Linked DNA regions of Homo sapiens: region 2 is linked to region 1. Evidence: chromatin loops called from intact Hi-C (ENCODE). Cell type or tissue: endothelial cell of umbilical vein. All regions are shown on one strand. Each heading gives the region's core, and the rest is flanking DNA. Links, peaks and the distances in the headings are about the cores only. Region 1 has its middle 110 kb from the start of TTTY15. Region 2 has its middle 20 kb from the start of TTTY15.

Region 1 (8,722 bases), core at 1,229-6,228:
TGGTACCAAAACAGAGATATAGACCAATGGAACAGAACAGAGGCCTCAGAAACAACACCACACATCTACAACCTGCTGATCTTTGACAAATCTGACAAAAGCAAGCAATGGGGAAAGGATTCCCTATTTAATAAATAGTGTTGGGAAAACTGGCTAGCCATATGCAGAAAACTGAAACTGGACCCCTTCCTTACACCTTATACAAAAATTAACTCAAGATGGATTAAAGACTTAAACTTAAGTCCTAAAACCATAAAAATCCCAGAATAAAACGTAGGCAATACCATTCAGGACGTAAGCATGGACAAAGGCTTCATGTCTAAAACACCAAAAGCAATGGCAACAAAACCCAAAATTGACAAATCGGATCTATTTAAACTAAAGAGCTTCTGCACAGTAAAAGAAACTATCATGAGAGTGAACAGGCAACCTACAGAATGGGAGAAAAATTTTGCATATGTCCATCTGACAAAGGGCTGATATCCAGAATCTACAAAGAACTTAAAGAAATTTACAAGAAAAAAAACCATCAAAAAGTGGGTGAAGGATATGAACAGATACTTCTCAAAAGAAGACATTTATACAACCAACAAACATTTGAAAAAATGCTCCACATCATTGGTCATTAGAGAAATGTATTTGTAATTTTTTTTAAGTTACACGATGCTTCATAAGCTCAGAGAAGAGATGGTTGGATGGATGGATGAGTGGATGAGTGGATGGATGGGAAGGTAAGTGATGGATGGATAGATGGAAGGGTTGGTAGGTGGATGGATGGATGGATGAATGGAAAAGTAAGTGGATGGACGGATGAATGGAAAAGTAAGTGGATAGATGGATGAATAGGTAAGTAGATGGATGGATATATAAAAGGGAGGGTAAGTGAGTTGGTGGGTGGATGGATGGATGGATGGATGGATGGGAGGGTAAGTGGATGGATGGGAAGGTAAGTGGTGGATGGATTGATGGAAGGGTAAGTGGGTAGATGGATGCATGAATGGAAAAGTAAGTGGATGGATGGATGGATGGATGGATGAATAGGTAAGTGGGTGGATAGATAAGAGGGAAGGTAAATGAGTGAGTGGATGGATGGATGGATGGATGCATGGATGATGGATGGATGGATAGTGGATGGATGGATGGATGGATGGATACATGCATGTGTAGATGGATGGAGGCATGGGAAGGTGGATGGATGGGGGAGTGAGAAGAAGGATGTAAGGATAAATAGGTGGATATATAACCAGATGGACTGGTGGCTGAATGGTAGATACCAGCCAGACTTTCCTTGAGTCAGTCAGTCTTGATTTTGGTGAATAATCTTTCCATATTGGTACATTCTGTGTACTGAAATTTTATTTAGCATTTTAATTTACACACTAATAAGTGAAATGGGCTTCTCTTACTTGTCTGCACTAGCAAGGCATTTGGAATCAAGAAGACATAAATACCTCAAAATAAATTTGGTAGCACAGATTTGTTTTTTGGTATGAGATTTTAGACCTTGTAGGAAAGTTTAGATGTAGCATATTTGTTCGTTGTTCCTCAAGTTCAAGAGGCCTTGGGTGAGGACTGGGTTCTGGGTGTCTCTGAAGACTGGTGCTGAAATGGGATCTGGAGGTGGTCCTTGGAGCTGTGGGTGCTGGCATTGTCTTCCTTCTCTCCCATCTTGCAGAGTGCAAACCACTATGCTGGGCCAATTTTTGTATTTTTTGTTCAGACGAGGTCTTGCCATGTTACTCAAGCTGGTCTTGAACTCCTGGAAATATATTTCCAGCAATCCACCCACCTTAGCCTCCCAAAGTGCTGGGATTACAGGCGTGAGTCACCATGCCTAGCCCTGTTTTTATGTCTTACTTGCAAATATGTTTTCCCCTTGCATTTATACCCATGGGGACTTTGGAAACCCAGAGCCAATATAGGCAGCTGCCTATTTGTTTACTTGTTAGTTTCATATCATGACTCCACATTATTTAGAAGGAATAGTTTTCAGATAATACTTTAGGGTTACAGGACCACTATGTTGCACAGGCTGGCCTTGCACTCCTGGCCTTGATCCTCTCACCTCAGCCTCCCAGAGTGCTGGGATTATAAGGGTGAGCCACAGGACCACATCCAGCCAATGTGTTCATTTTTGAAGTTTGACTTAAGAGTCTCGTAGATTCAGTATCTTATGTGGCTGTAGTCACTGTCCTTGCCATTAGTCTCAGGAGGAGAAGCTAGAGCAGGGAGGCAGATCCACAAAGCACTCACGCGGAGGGAGAAGCATGCAAAAGGATGGTGGAAGAGACCAATGCCCTGAGATGCCAGAGCTGAGGGAAGCTGAAAGGAAATGCAAAGGAAGATTTAACTCAGACATATCAGTTCTAGACAGGGCAGGTAAGCAGTCTTCTACAAGCAAATTCATGTCATTGAGCAGGGCACAGTGGAGCACGCCTCTAATCCCAGCACTTTGGGAGGCTGAGGTAGGAGGATCACTTGAGTCCAGGAGTTTGAGACCAGCTGGCAAAACCTAGCAAGATCCCATCTCTACAAAAAATACAACAGTTGCTGCCTTGTGGTTCGGTGCCAACATACATAGCTGTACTCACACAGCTCCTTGATCCCTCATGTGACTCCCAGTCTGTGACCTGAGAGTTGCCTTTCCAGAAGAATCCAGCCCTGTCGAAAGCTGCCCTTTTGTTTCCCAGCTGCCCCATCCCTGGTGCCTACGCAAGAGCTCCCACTAGCCAGGTGCGCAGTCTGGAGCCCCTGTGCCCTCTCTTGGGGGAGAGACTCCTATAGTATGTGCTGATGTGGCAGCCCCCTCCTCTCTGGCTCTCCTCTTGCCTCCTTGTCAGCTGTATGCATTCTTCAAAGCTGCCACCTCTGGGTTGACCTTGGCTGACTTTGCATGTTATGGGATCCTTTCATGCTTTCACCTTTCTCCAGAGAGCTACCTGGATACAGAGATGTCCATTTTCCATGTTAGCATCTTCCAGCTTCCATTCCTGTTGACTGTGTCCAAGTCCAGTCCCCCTCCCAGGCTGGGCTGAGATAACACAGGCACCCACTCAGAATGCTGTACAGATACATAGATGGATTGATTGATTCATTGACAGGGTCTCACTCTGTGGCCCAGGCTGGAGTGCAGTGGTGCAGTCATGGCTCTCTGCAGCCTTGACCTCCAAGCTCAGTCAATCTTTCCAGTAGCTGAGATCACAGGAGGACCCCAGCATGCCAGCAATTTTAAAAAAAGTTTTTGTAGACAGTGTCTTGCTATACTGTGCAGGCAGGCCTCAAACTCTTGGCCTCAAGCAATCCTTTCCCCTTAGTCTCCCAGAGTGCTGGGATTACAAGGGTGAGCCACCACACCACACCCACCCAATTAAAGTTTGACTTAAGAGTCCCATAGATTCAGTGTCTTATGTGGCTTTTAGGTCCTTGTAATTAGTCTCAGAAATCAAGTTAGCTCATCCGTTTTCTGAAGGCCCACACATTTGAAGTAAGAAAGGAAATAGTTCTGAGTCACATCCTTCTCAATATAAATAGAAAATGCATTCAAATATTTCCACAAATTTTGTGTCTTTTAAATCTGCACAAACCCAGAGAATTCCTAGAGAGGCTGCCAGAACTAATAGCACATGTCAGGTCTGCATTCCACCAGGCCAGCTGAGCAAACCACATCAGGCCCCTTCATACCACACAGCTCACCACCACCTCACAGATGTATTTCTGCCTCAGGCTTTCTCACATGTGGCATTTGAAGCATGTCCTTGGGAACATGTTTGTCCTCTCGGAAAGTTTAAATTTTTGTGTGTTCATTTCTGTGCTAGCTCTTAGAGTCTAAATCAAGATGTGGTGAATGGTGTGAATGACCATGGCTGTGTGTCAGAGAGTCTCATTGACCACAGTGCTGACACAGTTTTCCTGGGTGGGAGAAAAGAGTGAGTTCAGGACTCCCCTGTGAACAGTATGCTCCACGTGGATGAGGGACAGGACATCAGGGTGCCGTGCCAGCAGAGCTCTGTGTCTTGTTAGTCTAAACAAAAGTGATGGCTGAGATGAGTCCTTCTGTGATACCCCAGAAATTGTGATAGCCGGGCCCAGAAGCAGCACCATTGCAGTGCCCAGGGCCACGAACATTGTGATTCATGTTCAGCAAAGCCACACCACCTGTCATTAAACCTGAAGTTGGCTTTACAGTTTTGCTTGCATATAACATTGTTTTGCATTTTAAAGGAAACAGATTTTATACATAGGCATATTTAACAGTCTAATAAAAAATAATTGAATTCATATATTGTATGATACCATTTCCAGAATAGGTACATCTATAGATAGAAAGTAGATTAGTGGCTGCCAGGGGTTGAGTGGGACCAAGTGAGGCAGAGACTGCTCATGGACAGAGGGTTTCTTTCTAGAGTAATGGAAATCCTCTGGAATCAGATAGTGGTGACTGCTGTGAATATACTAAAAACTACCGACCTGTGCTGTTTCAAAGGGCAAGTTTTATGATATACTAATTTTATCTTGGTTATAAAAAAAATCTCAACACTGGGAATCCACAAGAAAACTTTTTAATTTAAAATGGGTCTGTGCATTAAGTGGCTGTAGCTCAAAGGTCAACAGTGTTTGCAGAATATGAGATGATAAATATTTGTGGCTTAGAGGGACATAGCATCCCTGCTGCAGCCACTCAGCTCTGCTGTGATACCATGAAACCAGACATGTGGTGACCAGGTTGCCCTCCCTACAGGCCTGCTTAGAGAACCCTGGCTAGATTCCAGCCCTTGATGGTCACCCCGGCAGGGAGCAGCATCCCTGCTACCCCACCAGACCCAACAGCCATGGGGGCCTTTCCCTTCTCCACATTTCTTCCTGCCCTTCCCTAAAGCAGGAAGTGAGACAAGGAAACATGTGAGTCAGATATGTGGATGTCTTCTGCAGAACTCATCTGGCCCCTTCCTTCAAGTCATTTGTTTCTTTCTGTGAGTTAGTCCTGCCCCCTGCTTACCAGAGACAGGTAGTTTTACTTGTAGGCTCCCTGAGCAGAATTGGAGTCAGTGTGACACAGATTGTGTCTTTGAATAGAAAGTCTCCACAATGCCATGCCCCTCTTAACTCTGTGTGTGTCCACTGTATGCACTAGATCTCCCTCCCAGCTCTCCTCCTCCCAAGCATATCCCACACACTTCTCAAACTGCATCTCATCCTTCCTTAGATCACTTCCAGAATTGTCTGCAGAGTTGAGGTCTCATGGTTTGTGAGACAGTCTCAAGCAGCTCACCCATATCAAGTGGTGTCAGATGTGTCAGATTGGGGGGTTTAGGTCAGGGTCACCTGGAAACAAGTTTACTGGGGAGCAGAGCAGCTTTCTTCTCAGCTTGGAAGAATATGATAAACCATCCCTAGATTCACTGGTTTCAAGTCTAGGGAAGCAGATGGACTCAACAGAGGAAAGGATTGCATAACCATTGTTTTAGTCAGGGGTTAGCAAACTATGGTCCACAGCCCCCTGTCTGTTTTTGTAAATAAAATTTTATTGGCGTGCAGCCACATTCGTTTGCCCATGGACTGCCTGTGGCTGCTTCCTCTCTATAATGGCAGAGTTGAGTCGTCATTGCGGCAGATCAGATGGCTTTTACAGCTGAAACTATCTGCCATCTGATCCTTTACAAAAAGGTTTGCTTGCCGACCAGGCTTAGTGGAGGGATGTAAGGGATGGTCTTAACCTGAGTGTGCTTCCAGCACAGGGAGCATGGAACCCAGTGGCAGTCTGTCTAGATGTTTTCAGAGAGGCTTCTTTGTGGTATTTCATGATTATCTTGCAACATAATGTCCATCTCCCCATGTTTTTTTACTTTCCTAGTCTCTGGTTTGGTTAACTTGGTAAAGTTTGCTTTGTCCAAGTAGAGGGGGCTGTGGCTTGTTCACAGCCCAAGAATGCAGGAGCACGCAGGATGCTGTAACATCAGCTTCTCTTACTTATTAGTGATAATCTGGGTTAGGGAAGGTTGCCCTTGGACCACATGGGCATGCCTCCCAATTCATGGAAAGTGACTCATAAAAGTTTCACATTTCACCAAGACTGTCCAGGAGATGAGGAGGAAGTTCTTTCAGAACATAAGGGTACTAGGGTGGTGATTTCATTCTGTTCTTTTTTTATTTGTGGAATTTTTCAAGAACAAAAATGTTTTGTGTCAAATAAAAGCAGACTTGTATTCATTTTATTACAATGATTTTGATTTTAAAGTCTATACTGCACAATCTATGAAAAGATTTGAGCATCTTGTAAGCCCTGATAATTATGCCTCACTCTAAGAAACATGGATATGTGGAACCAACATTGTAAACCTTAATATTATAATACTGTGTTTTCTGTTTAGAAGTAATTCAGGGAGAGTCTCCTTTAAGAATGGATTCCTAGGCCAGGTGCAATGCGTCATACCTGTAATCCAGTACTTTAGGAGGCTGAGAGGATTGCTTGAGCCCAGGAGTTCGATACCAGCCTGGGCAACATAGTGAGACCCCATTTCTAAAAAAAAAAAATTAGCTGGGCAGTTACTTGGGAGGCTGGGTTGGGAGGATCAATTGAGCCCAGGAGGTCAAGGCTGTAGTGAACTGTGATGGTGCCATTGCACTCCAGCCTGGGTGACAGTGAGACCTTCTCTCAAAAAAAAAAAAAAAAAAAAAAAACAAATTTTAGCTCTAAGTTGACTGCAAGAACAAACCAGGAATCCTGAGAGGACCCACAGACCCTCTGAAGAAAACAGACTGCTTCTGCAGGAACTGGGAGACCCCCTGCAAAACTGTGAGCCCCACCTGCGGAAGTGGGAAATGGAGACCCTCGTCTCCCGGACATACACCCCCACTGAAGAAGCTGAAGGTGTGTTTGTGGGAAAAGTTTCCAAATTTACCTGGAGCTGGATCAATTTGGAGAGCCCAGTGAAACACACGGGTAGAGGAAGCAGCAGAAAGTCACTGGGAGCTCACTGGGTCCCCAAGTAGCCCATTCCTGCCTGGCACCACAGGGCTCTCACAGGTGAAGAGCAGGGGGTAAAACTCCACAGAGAGAAATAAATCTCTAGCTGAACTTTGTAACAATTTGAAGTGGGGTGAGAAGTCTCCTGGCCAGAACTCTGAGGAGGGTGCACATCTGGTGTGCAGACTCCACAGACAGGGGAAGAACCAAGCTTTTTCTTTCACAGCTGGGAGGAGGGTAGCCTGGGACAAGTTTTCAGGCTGGCCCATGTTGCTGTCCGCCTGGAAACATACTGGGGGATGTTGGTGTGGGCACAGTGGGGTTGAGTAGCTGAGTGAGACCTGTGACTGCTGCCTTTCCCCCACTTCCCTGATGACCTGCATGACTCAGCAGAGGCAACCATAATCCAGCTAGGTACACAACTCCAGTGACCTGGGAATCCCACCCCCATCTCCCACAGCAGCCACAGCAAGATCCACCGAAGGAGAGTCTGAGCTCAGACATGGCTAGTCCTGCCCCCACCTCATGGTCCTTCCCTATCCACTCTAGTAGTGGAAGACAAAGGACATATAATCTTGGCAACTCTAGGGCCCCACCCACTGCCAGTCCCTCTCCACACAATTACAGCAGATGCTTTCTAGAAAGTGCCACCTCCTGGCACCAGCACAAAAATAGAACATTAAACCACTGAAGCTAAGGACCCTCACAAAGTCCACTGCATCCCCCAGTGCTTCACTGGAGCAGGCACTGATATCCATGGCTGGGAGACCCATAGATGGTTCTGGTTCACATCACAGGACTCTGTGCAGACAACCCCCAGTACCAGCCCAGAGCCAGGTAGACTTGCTGGGTGGCTAGACCCAGAAGAGAGAACAATCACTGCAGTTCAGCTCACAGGAAGCAGGAACAGGAGGAAAGTACTACATCAAGGGAACTCCCTGTGGGACAAAAAAATTTGAACAACAGCCTTCAGCAGACCTTCCCTCTAACAGAGCCTACCCAAATGAGAAATAACCAGAAAACCAGCCCTAATAATATGACAAAACAAGGCTCTTTAACACCCACCAAAATCACACTAGTTCACCAGCAATGGATCCAAACCAAGAAGAAATCCCTGATTTACCTTAAAAAGAGTTTGGAGGTAAGTTATTAAGCTGATCAGGGAGAGACAAGAGAAAGTTTGAAATCAGGTAGTATGATGCCTCCAGATTTGTTCCAAATTGTTGCTTATCTTCCTTTGGCTATGCAGCCTGTTTTTTGGTTCCATATGAATTTTAGAATTGTTTTTTCTAATTCTATGAAGAATGATATTTTGATTGGGGTTGCATTGGATTTGTGGACATCTTTTGGCAGTATAGTCATTTTTACAGTATTGATTCTACCCATCCATGAGCATGGGATGTGTTTCCATTTGTTCATTTCAGCTATGATTCTTTTAGCAGTGTTTTATAGCTTTTATCTTAGAGGTCTTTTGACTCCTTGGTAAGGTATACTCCTAAGTATTTTATTTTTTTGCAGCTGTTGTGAAAGTGGTTGAGTTCTGGATTTGATTCTTAGCTTGGTCACTGTTGTTATGTAGAAGAGCTACTGATTTGTGTATATTAGTCTTGTATCTGGAAACTTTGCTGAATTCTCTTATCAGTTCTTGGAGCTTTCTGGACGAGTCCTTAGGATTGTCAAGGCTAACAGTCATATCATCAGCAAACTGCGACAGTTTTACTTCTTCTTTACTAATCTGGATGCTGTTTATTTCTTTCT
Region 2 (8,722 bases), core at 2,167-7,166, 90 kb after region 1:
ACTGAAGCTTATTTTCTCTGGTATAAATATAACTCCTGCTGCTTTCATTCATGCTTGCATGCTATATCGTTTTCCATCTTACCTGGAATTCTAATAACTTGAAGGTTAAATTCTTTGTTATTGTTACAAAAGATGTTTATTATTGTTACAAAATATTGTTTTCCTTTTTGTTACAAATCTCTGAGGTTCTATTACTTTCTCTTTATGATGAAAGAAATTTAGAAAATGTTTTTAATTTTTAATTTTATTTTTAATTCTAGGGTACATGTGAAAGATGTGCAGTTTTGTTACACAGGTAAACATGTGCCACGGTAATTTGCTGCACCTTCTCACTCATCACCTGGGTATTAAGCCCAGCATGCATTAGATATTTTTTCTAATTCTCTCTCTCCCCAAACCCCACCCCCGTGGCAGGTACCAGTGTGGATTGTTCCCCTCCCTGTGTCCATGTGATCTCATTGTTCAGCTCCTACTTATAAGTGAAAACATGCAGTGTTTGCTTGTTTGCTTTTCTGTTCCTGCGTTAGTTTGCTGTGGATTGTTACTTTCTTTTGAGTTTATTTCCTCTGTTGTTCAAATTGGATTGTTTCTACATTAAAAATTTCTCTAGTTAAAATTTAATTCTACCTTTAAATTAACTGATTCCTTCCTCTGGCATTCTGCAACTGTGCCCATTTAATGAGCCCATTTTTCATTTAATTGAGCTCCTTTTAAAATGTAATTTTACTTGTATTGTTTTGTAGTCTTCAGGTTTTCATTTTTGATCTTTATATCCCATTGATTTTCTAAGACTTTTGTTTTGTCCTAATTTCTGTCAAGAGTGTTCATAATTGCTCCTTTATAACTGCACATTTATAAGCTCCTTTATAACTACACATTTGTAAATGCTGCTTTAGAAACCTTCTGAGACTAAAAGATTAGTTTTGCCAGTGGCTTGAGGAAGAGGAGAATAGAAGTGAAAGTTATTGAACACTGGGTTCCTTTTGGAGTGACAAAACTGTTTTCAAATTAGGGGTGATGACTGCACAACTCTGATTACTCTAAAAAACACTAAAAGTAAATGTTACAGTGTTGTTGGAATAGAACATTGAAAAAAAATTATTTTCTCTGACACGTAAAACGTAAGTTTAATTTTGAATTCTAAAAGCAACGTTCGAATTAGTCCTTGCTTATTCTTTGTGACTAAAAAAAATTTGTTCAGAAACTTTTATTTATCAGTTTTGTCTCAATTCAAAATATTTCTCAGATATTTCCAACATATGTATCATTGTGGTATTGGCTTCTGAGTTGCTTTTTATTTCTGATTTTATTTTTTAAAATCCTGGTTTTTGCTATAATAAGTAATTTTTTGTTGTGTTCTGGACATTTCTGATATTATATTACAAGATGATTCCTATTTAAATGTAGTATTTTATTATCAGTTACTGTACAAGTTTAGCATGCAAGTGTCTTAGTCTACTTTGATGAGCTATAGACATTTAAATGACAGTTTCATTTTAAGAGATTTGCAGTGCTTTTCTGATCCTAAAATGTCCAGTATTCCTTGCTGATTCTAGTCAGTGTTTTGCGTGGGTTGCACAGGGAAATACCCAGGTTCGGGAGGTTTCAATTGTCTTGTTTTGAGAAACGATCTTGCTTTGTCACCTAAGCTGTAGTGCAGTGGTGCAAATACAATTCACTTCAGCCTCAACCTTCTAGGCTGAAGTGATTCTCTTGCCTTAACCCCCCAGGTAGCTACGACTACAGGCACATGTCACCATGCCCAGCTAAGTTTTTATTATTTTTTTACTTTTTATAAAGAAGGGGTCTCACCACATTGCCCAGGCTGTCCCAAATATCTGGTGTCAAACAATCCTCCCACCTCAGCTTTCCAACGTCCTGGGATTACAGGCATGAGCCACTACCATACCACGCCCACTCACAGGTTTAAAAAATCCCTTTAAAACTTCTAGTTCCCTCCTTTCTGTAATCTTCCCCTACAGTCTGTTTTAAAAAGAAGGGCCCAGGAGCAGTGGCTCACTCCTGTAATCCCAGCATTTTGGGAGGCTGAGGGGGGACCGATCACCTGAGGTCAGGAGTTCAATACCAGCCTGGCCAATATGGTGAAATCCCATCTCTAATAAAAATACAAAAATTAGCGAGGTGAGGTGGCACACGTCTGTAATACCAGGTACTTGGGAGGTTGACTGCCTTGTAACTGCTAAGAGGGAACTGGAATTCCAATCTCTTCACTTAGCCTCTGCTGCCTCCTCACACAGGCAGAATGGAGGGGACGGTCCACTTCATTAATGTCAGTTGGGCACTGAAGTTCAGGCATTTCCTTCTTCTTTACCTGACACTATGCAGGCAGAAAGTAAGGGGTGCTGTCTTGTTAGTGCCAGGTGGGAAATAAATCTAGAACCCCCAGTTGTCCTTCAGTGATTCCATACCAGGAGGACAGGGGTTAGGGAAGAGGGTAGAGGTGCATTTTAATTTCTAAGTTCTGGACTCTTTCACCACCCAGATCAAAAATACAGGTGAAAAATAAGAAAAGAAAGAAGACACTCAGACCAGGGAACTGACTGCCACATCATTCCTCAAGTTCTGAGAGCCCTATCAAGTTCACCTTCTTTTCCCTAACCTGCATGTTTCTCTTCTGCATTATGTCTAGGGTAGCCAGCTGTTGAAAGAATTACAAGAAATAAATTTTCCTCTTGTCTGAATCCAGACTAGAGACCGGTACCTACTTTAACTGTTCATTAGCATGCGTACCCTGCTGAAACCAGCAAACTGCAGGCAAAGGACTTGATTAGACATTTCTTCAAAGAAGATATACCAATAGCTAAAAGCATGAGAAAAGATGTGCAACATCACTCATCACTTGAGAAATGCAAACCAAAACCAAAATAAGATATTGCTTCATATCCATGAGAAGATATATAATTTTTTAAAGAGTAAAATAACAAGTATTGGTGAAAATGTGAAAATTGGAACCCTCAGTTAATGGTAGGAATATAAAATGGTAACTGTGGGAAGAGTTTGGTGTTGCCTCAAAAAGTGAAGCATAGCATTACCATATGATCCAGAAATTACACTCTTAGGCATATCTAAAAAAATCAAAAGCAGAGATTCAGACAGAATTCCTATACACCAGTGTTCATAGCAACATCTGAATAGGCACAAAAAGATTAAAACAACCCAAGTGTCTCTATCATTTTCTTCATGATATTTTTAGGTCACTTAATGAAATACATTTTTCTTTCTATTTAAATTCTGGCATATAAACTTTCTTTATTAGAATATTTATATGTTTCATATTTCTACTATGTACTCATTGTTTTACTTATTCTGAGAAAACTAAATTCATGGTACTCAGAAGACTAGAGATGATTCAGCAAGGAACAGCAGCTATAGATTAGACTATTTATTTATTTATTTATTTATTTATTTATTATTTATTTTAGGAGACACAGTCTTGCTGTATCGCCAAGGCTAGAGTGTACGGGGGCAATCTCATCTCATGGCAAACTTCACCTCCCAGGTTCAAGTGATTCTTTTGCCTCAGTCTCCTGAGTAGCTGGAATTATAGGTGCCAGCCTCTACCCCAAGCTAATTTTTGTATTTTTAGAAAGATGGGCTTTTGCCATGTTGGCCAGGCTGATCTGGAACTCCTGGCCTCAAGTGATCTGCCCACCTCAGCCTGCAAAAGTACTGGGATTACAGGTGTGAGCCCCTGCACCTGGCCAATTAGACTTTGAATAATCCTCATTATGAAGGGCACATCGATAGTCAGATTTCAGAAAAAAAAAATGCTTTCAATAAAAAAGACTTTGGTCAGGCACAGTGGCTCATGTATGTAATCCTAGCACTCTGGGAGGCCAAGGCAGGTGGATCATGAGGTTAAGAGATCGTGACCATCCTGGCCAACATAGTGAAACCCTGTCTCTACTAAAAATACAAAAATTAGCTGGGTATGGTGGCACCTGTAGTCCCAGCTACGCAGGAGGCTAAGTCAGGAGAATTCTTGGCAGTGAGCCAAGATGGCACCACTGCATTCCAGCCTGGCAACAGAGTGAGACTCTGTTTAAAGCAAAAAAAAAAAAGAGTTCATAAAGACAAGGAAATTAGGGAAGAAAAAACTTTAATCTGAAGAAGGCAAGTCTTTTTAAGTGATCAGGCCCAAAGAGGCATTAAAATTAGACAGCAATTCTGTCTCACTCCCCGCTTTTTTTTTTTTTTTTTTTTTTTTTTTGAGAGAGTCTCGCTCTGTCACCAGGCTGGAGTGCAGTGGTGCAATCTTGGCTCACTGCAACCTCCGCCTCCCAGGTTCAAGTGGTTCTCCTGCCTCAGCCTCCCAAGTAGCTGGGACTACAGGCGCATGCCAACATGCCCAGCTAATTTTTGTATTTTTAGTAGAGATGGGGTTTCACCATGTTGGCCAGTATGGCCTCCATCTCTTGACCTGGTGATCTGCCTGCCTCAGCCTTCCAAAGTGTTGGGATTACAAGCATGAGCCACTGGGCCTGGCTCTAACTCCTCACTTCAAGCTATGTATCCATCTCTTGAAACTGCCTGCTATTGCCACAAGTAGCAACAAATTTATCCAATAATGCCACCCCAGATACTACAGCCCACACTGAATAGCTTAACAATGTGTAGCCAGTAATTAGTTAATGTTATTTCTGTAAACCAGTGAGAATTCCTGACAGGTGACTTTTATCAGCCTACTCCCCATCCCCTATCTCTTGGTTTAAAACTGGCTTGTTAATAGAGACCAAATGAAGCTCATATCCAATGTTATTTGGTTCTGAGTTTTTCAGACAGCTTGTGCTCACTTTAGCTCATGTAAATTCTTTACACCATGTTTTGTTCTTCATCTCATTCTTTTTAGGTTGACATAAGCTATAATCAGTAGGTTGAATGGCTAGTTATGGTGGGGTGCCTGTAATTCTAGACACTTGGGAGGCTGAGGCAAGAAAATCACATAAGCCTAGGAGTTCGAGATCAGCATGGGCAACATGGTAAGACTACATCTCAAAGCAAAAACAAACAAAAAATAGAATATATCCCGAAGTCTTTATAGTCATGCCATTCCCTCAGTATTATATCATAGGAAAATATTATCCTCAGAAAAAAACTGATCCTCTCTCCTAACAGACTGAATATACAAATGGACATTGGTTATACTATACATAAAAATAGAACTTTTGATCCTCTGCCTTCCCAGGAAGCCAACCTCCTTATCTTTAATAAACAACCCAGGAAGCCAGTCTACCATGAGTCAGATTCATAGAAAGCCAGAGAGCTATATCCTTAATGACAACAAAGGAGGCTAAAAATAACTTCAGTATCAGTGAGCTGAAAATGACCAGGACTTGATTAATTGGCAGCTTCCATAATTTTTGTCTCTGACTTCCACTTTAGGACAAAACCGAGAAAACTAATATAGCTATGTGCTGCATAATAATGTTTTCATTGTCGGACGGACAGAGCAGCATGTGGAGGCTCACATCATGAATTTAAGCTCCAGAACAACTGCAGAAATAAATCAGGAAAACTGAGAGGACCCACAGACCCTCTGAAGGAAGCAGATTGCTCCTGTAGGATGCCGAAGAAACCCCAAATCCTGTTACGGTCCAAAATGTGGAAGTGGGAAAGGGATCTTGTCTGTCTCCAAACACACAGCCCAACTGGGGAAATGAAGGTCTAGTTTATGGGAGAAGATTCCAACCTTACCTGGAGCTGAGTCAATTTAGAGAGCCGAGCAAAATACAAGGGTAGAGAAAGAAGAGGGAAAATCCCTGTGAGCTCACTGGGGCCCCAAGCAGGCCATTCCTGCCTGGCATCACAGGGATCCTTCAGGAGGGCAGCCAGAGGTATAGGGAAAATGCCACAGGGAGAAGGAAATCTCCAGATGAACTTTGTAACAATTTGAGCTGATTGAGAAACCTTGTGGCCAGAACTTGGGTTAGCGCGCGAATCTGACATGCAGACTCCACAGGTGTGGGAAGAACTAAAGCCCTACTTTCCTTCACAGCTAGGAGGTGGGTAGCCTGGGGCAAATTCTCACCCCTGCTTGCCCACTGCCTGGAAACAGACTCAGTGCTGTTAGGGGTGAACTCAGTAGAAATGAGACTGGCCCTTAGGATTGTGTGGAAGCTGGGTGAAGCCTGTGACTACCAGCTTTCCCCCTCTTCCCTGACAACCTGCATGACTCAGCAGAGGCTGCCACAATCCTCCTGGGTACACAACTCCATTGAACTGGGAGTTTAATCCCTACCCCCAGCAGCCACAGCAAGACCTGCCCAAGAAGAATCTGAGCTCAGACATGCCTAGCCCCGCCCTCATCTGATAGCCCTTCCCCAGTGGCCCTGTTAACTGAGGGCATATACTTTTGATAGTTCTCAGGCCCCACCTTCTGCTGGTTCGTCTCCATACTATCACAGCTGATGCTCTCTGGAAAGTGACACCTTCCAGCAGGAGGCCAACCATCACGAAAATTGGGTATTAAATGATCAAAGCTAAGTACCCTCACAGAGTCTATTTCACCCTCCTGCAACCTCCAGCAGAACAGGTGCCAGTATCCATGGCTGAGAGAACCATAGATGGTTTACATCACAGAAACCTGTGCAGACAATCTCCAGTACGAGACGACAGCCTGGTAGACACGCTGGGTGGCTAGATCCAGAAGAGAGATAAGAATCACAACAGCTTGGTTCTCAGGAAGCCACATCCCTCGGAAAAGGAGGAGAGTACAATATCAGGAGACCACCCCATGGGACAAAATAATCTGAACAACACCCTTTAGCCCTAGACCTTCCCTCTGATGGAGGCTACCCAAATGAGAAGGAACCAGAAAACCAACTCTGGTAACACGGCAAAACAAGGCTCTTCAACACCCCCGAAAAATCACACTAACTCACTAGCAATGAAGCTATGCCAAGAAGAAATCCCTGATTTACCTAAAAAAGAATTCAGGAGGTTAGTTACTAAGCTAATCAGGGAGGCACCAGAGAAAGACGAGGCCCAATATAAGGAAATAAAAAAAAAAATACAAGAAGTGAAGGAAAAAATATTCAATGAATTAAATAGCTTAAATTAAAAAAAAGAAACCGCAAGAAACACTGGACATACTTATAGAAATGCAAAATGATCTGGAAAGTCTCAGCAATACAATTGAAGAAGTAGAATAGGGAAATTCAGAGCTTGAAGACAAGGTCTTTGAATTAATCCAGTCCAACAAAGACAAAGAAAAAAGAATATGAAAATATGAACAAAGCCTCCAGAAAGTTTGGGATAATGTTAAACAACCAAACCTAAGAATAACTGGCATTCCTGGGAAAAAGAGAAATCTAAAAGTTTGGAAAACATATTTAGGGGAATAATCAAGGAATTTTTCCCCAACCTACCTAGACAACTAGACATCTAAATGCAAGAAGCACAAAGAACGCATGGGAAATTCATTGAAAAAGATCATTACCTAGGCACATTGTCTTCAGGTTAACTAAAGTTAAGACAAAGGAAAGAATCTTAACAGCTGTGAGACAATAGCACCAGGTAACCTATCAGATTAAGAGCAGATTTCTCAGGTGAAACTCTACAAACTAGAACAGACTGGGGCCCTTTTTTAGCCTCCTCAAACTAAACAATTATCAGCCAAAATTTTGTATCCAGTGAAACTAAGCTCATATATGAAGAAAAGATACAGTCTTTTTCAGACAAACAAATTCTGAAATAATTCACCACTACCAAGCCAGCACTATAAGAACTGTTAAAAGCAGTTCTAAATCTTAAAGCACATCCTGGAAATACATCAAAAGAGAACCTTTTTAAAGCATAAATCACACAGGACCTATAAAACAAAAATACAAGTTGAAAAACAAAAACGAAAAAACCAAGATACATAGGCAACAAATAGCATGATGAATGTAATGGTTAGGTACCTCACACTCACTTACATTAAATGTAAATGGCCTAAATGCTCCATTTAAAAGATACAGAACTGCAGAGTGGATCAGAATTCACCAACCAACTTTTTGCTGCCTTCAAGAGGCTCACCTAACAACACGTAAGGACTCACATAAACTTCAGGTAAAGGAGTCTTGCTCTGTCAGCCAAGCTAGAGTGCAGTGGCATGATGTCAGCTCACTGCAACCTCTGTGCACCAGGTTCAAGCAATTCTCTTGCCTCAGCCTCCTGAGTAGCTGGGACTACAGGCACATGCTGCCACGCCAGGCTAATTTTTTGTATTTTAGTAGAGATGGGGCTTCGCTATGTTGCCCAGGCTGGCTGGTCTTGAACTTCTGAGCTCAGGCGACCCATCTGCTTTGGCCTCCCAAAGTGCTGGAATTACAGGTGTGAGCCGGGCCCAAAGTACCTATGCTTATATCAGAAAAAACAAGCTTTAAAGCAACAGCAGTTAAAAAAGACAAAGAGGGACATTACATAATGGTAAAAGGCCTTGTTCAACAGAAAAATATCACAATTCTAAAAATATATGCACCTAACACTGGAGCTCCTGAATTTATAGGACAATTACTAATAGACCTAAGAAATGAGATGGACAACAACACAATAGTAGTGGGGAACTTCAATACTCCACTGACAGTACTAGACAAGTCATCAAGATAAAAAGTCAACAAAGAAAAAATGGATTTAAACAATATCATGGAACAAGTGAGCTTAACAGATATTTACAGAACATTCCATCCAACAACCACAGAATACACATTCTATTGAACAC

Evidence for each region. Peaks named below come from ENCODE experiments on the same cell type or tissue, not always from the same donor. Only the 100,000 strongest peaks of a DNase experiment are listed, where the experiment ranks them.
Region 2: it touches region 1 in a loop (12-fold over the local background); 1 of 110 quality-filtered maps calls a loop at or near these places.

The regions. Positions count from the first base shown.
Region 1 is chrY:12,549,229-12,557,950 of GRCh38, forward strand. No RefSeq gene overlaps it. Among named protein-coding and RNA genes, the nearest start is that of TTTY15, 110 kb to the right of the region's middle. In endothelial cell of umbilical vein, for the core only: no CTCF peak of the experiment used is centred there; a DNase peak (open chromatin) is centred at 3,583; H3K27ac peaks cover 1,872 bases.
Region 2 is chrY:12,637,933-12,646,654 of GRCh38, forward strand. No RefSeq gene overlaps it. Among named protein-coding and RNA genes, the nearest start is that of TTTY15, 20 kb to the right of the region's middle. In endothelial cell of umbilical vein, for the core only: no CTCF peak of the experiment used is centred there; a DNase peak (open chromatin) is centred at 5,229; H3K27ac peaks cover 1,377 bases.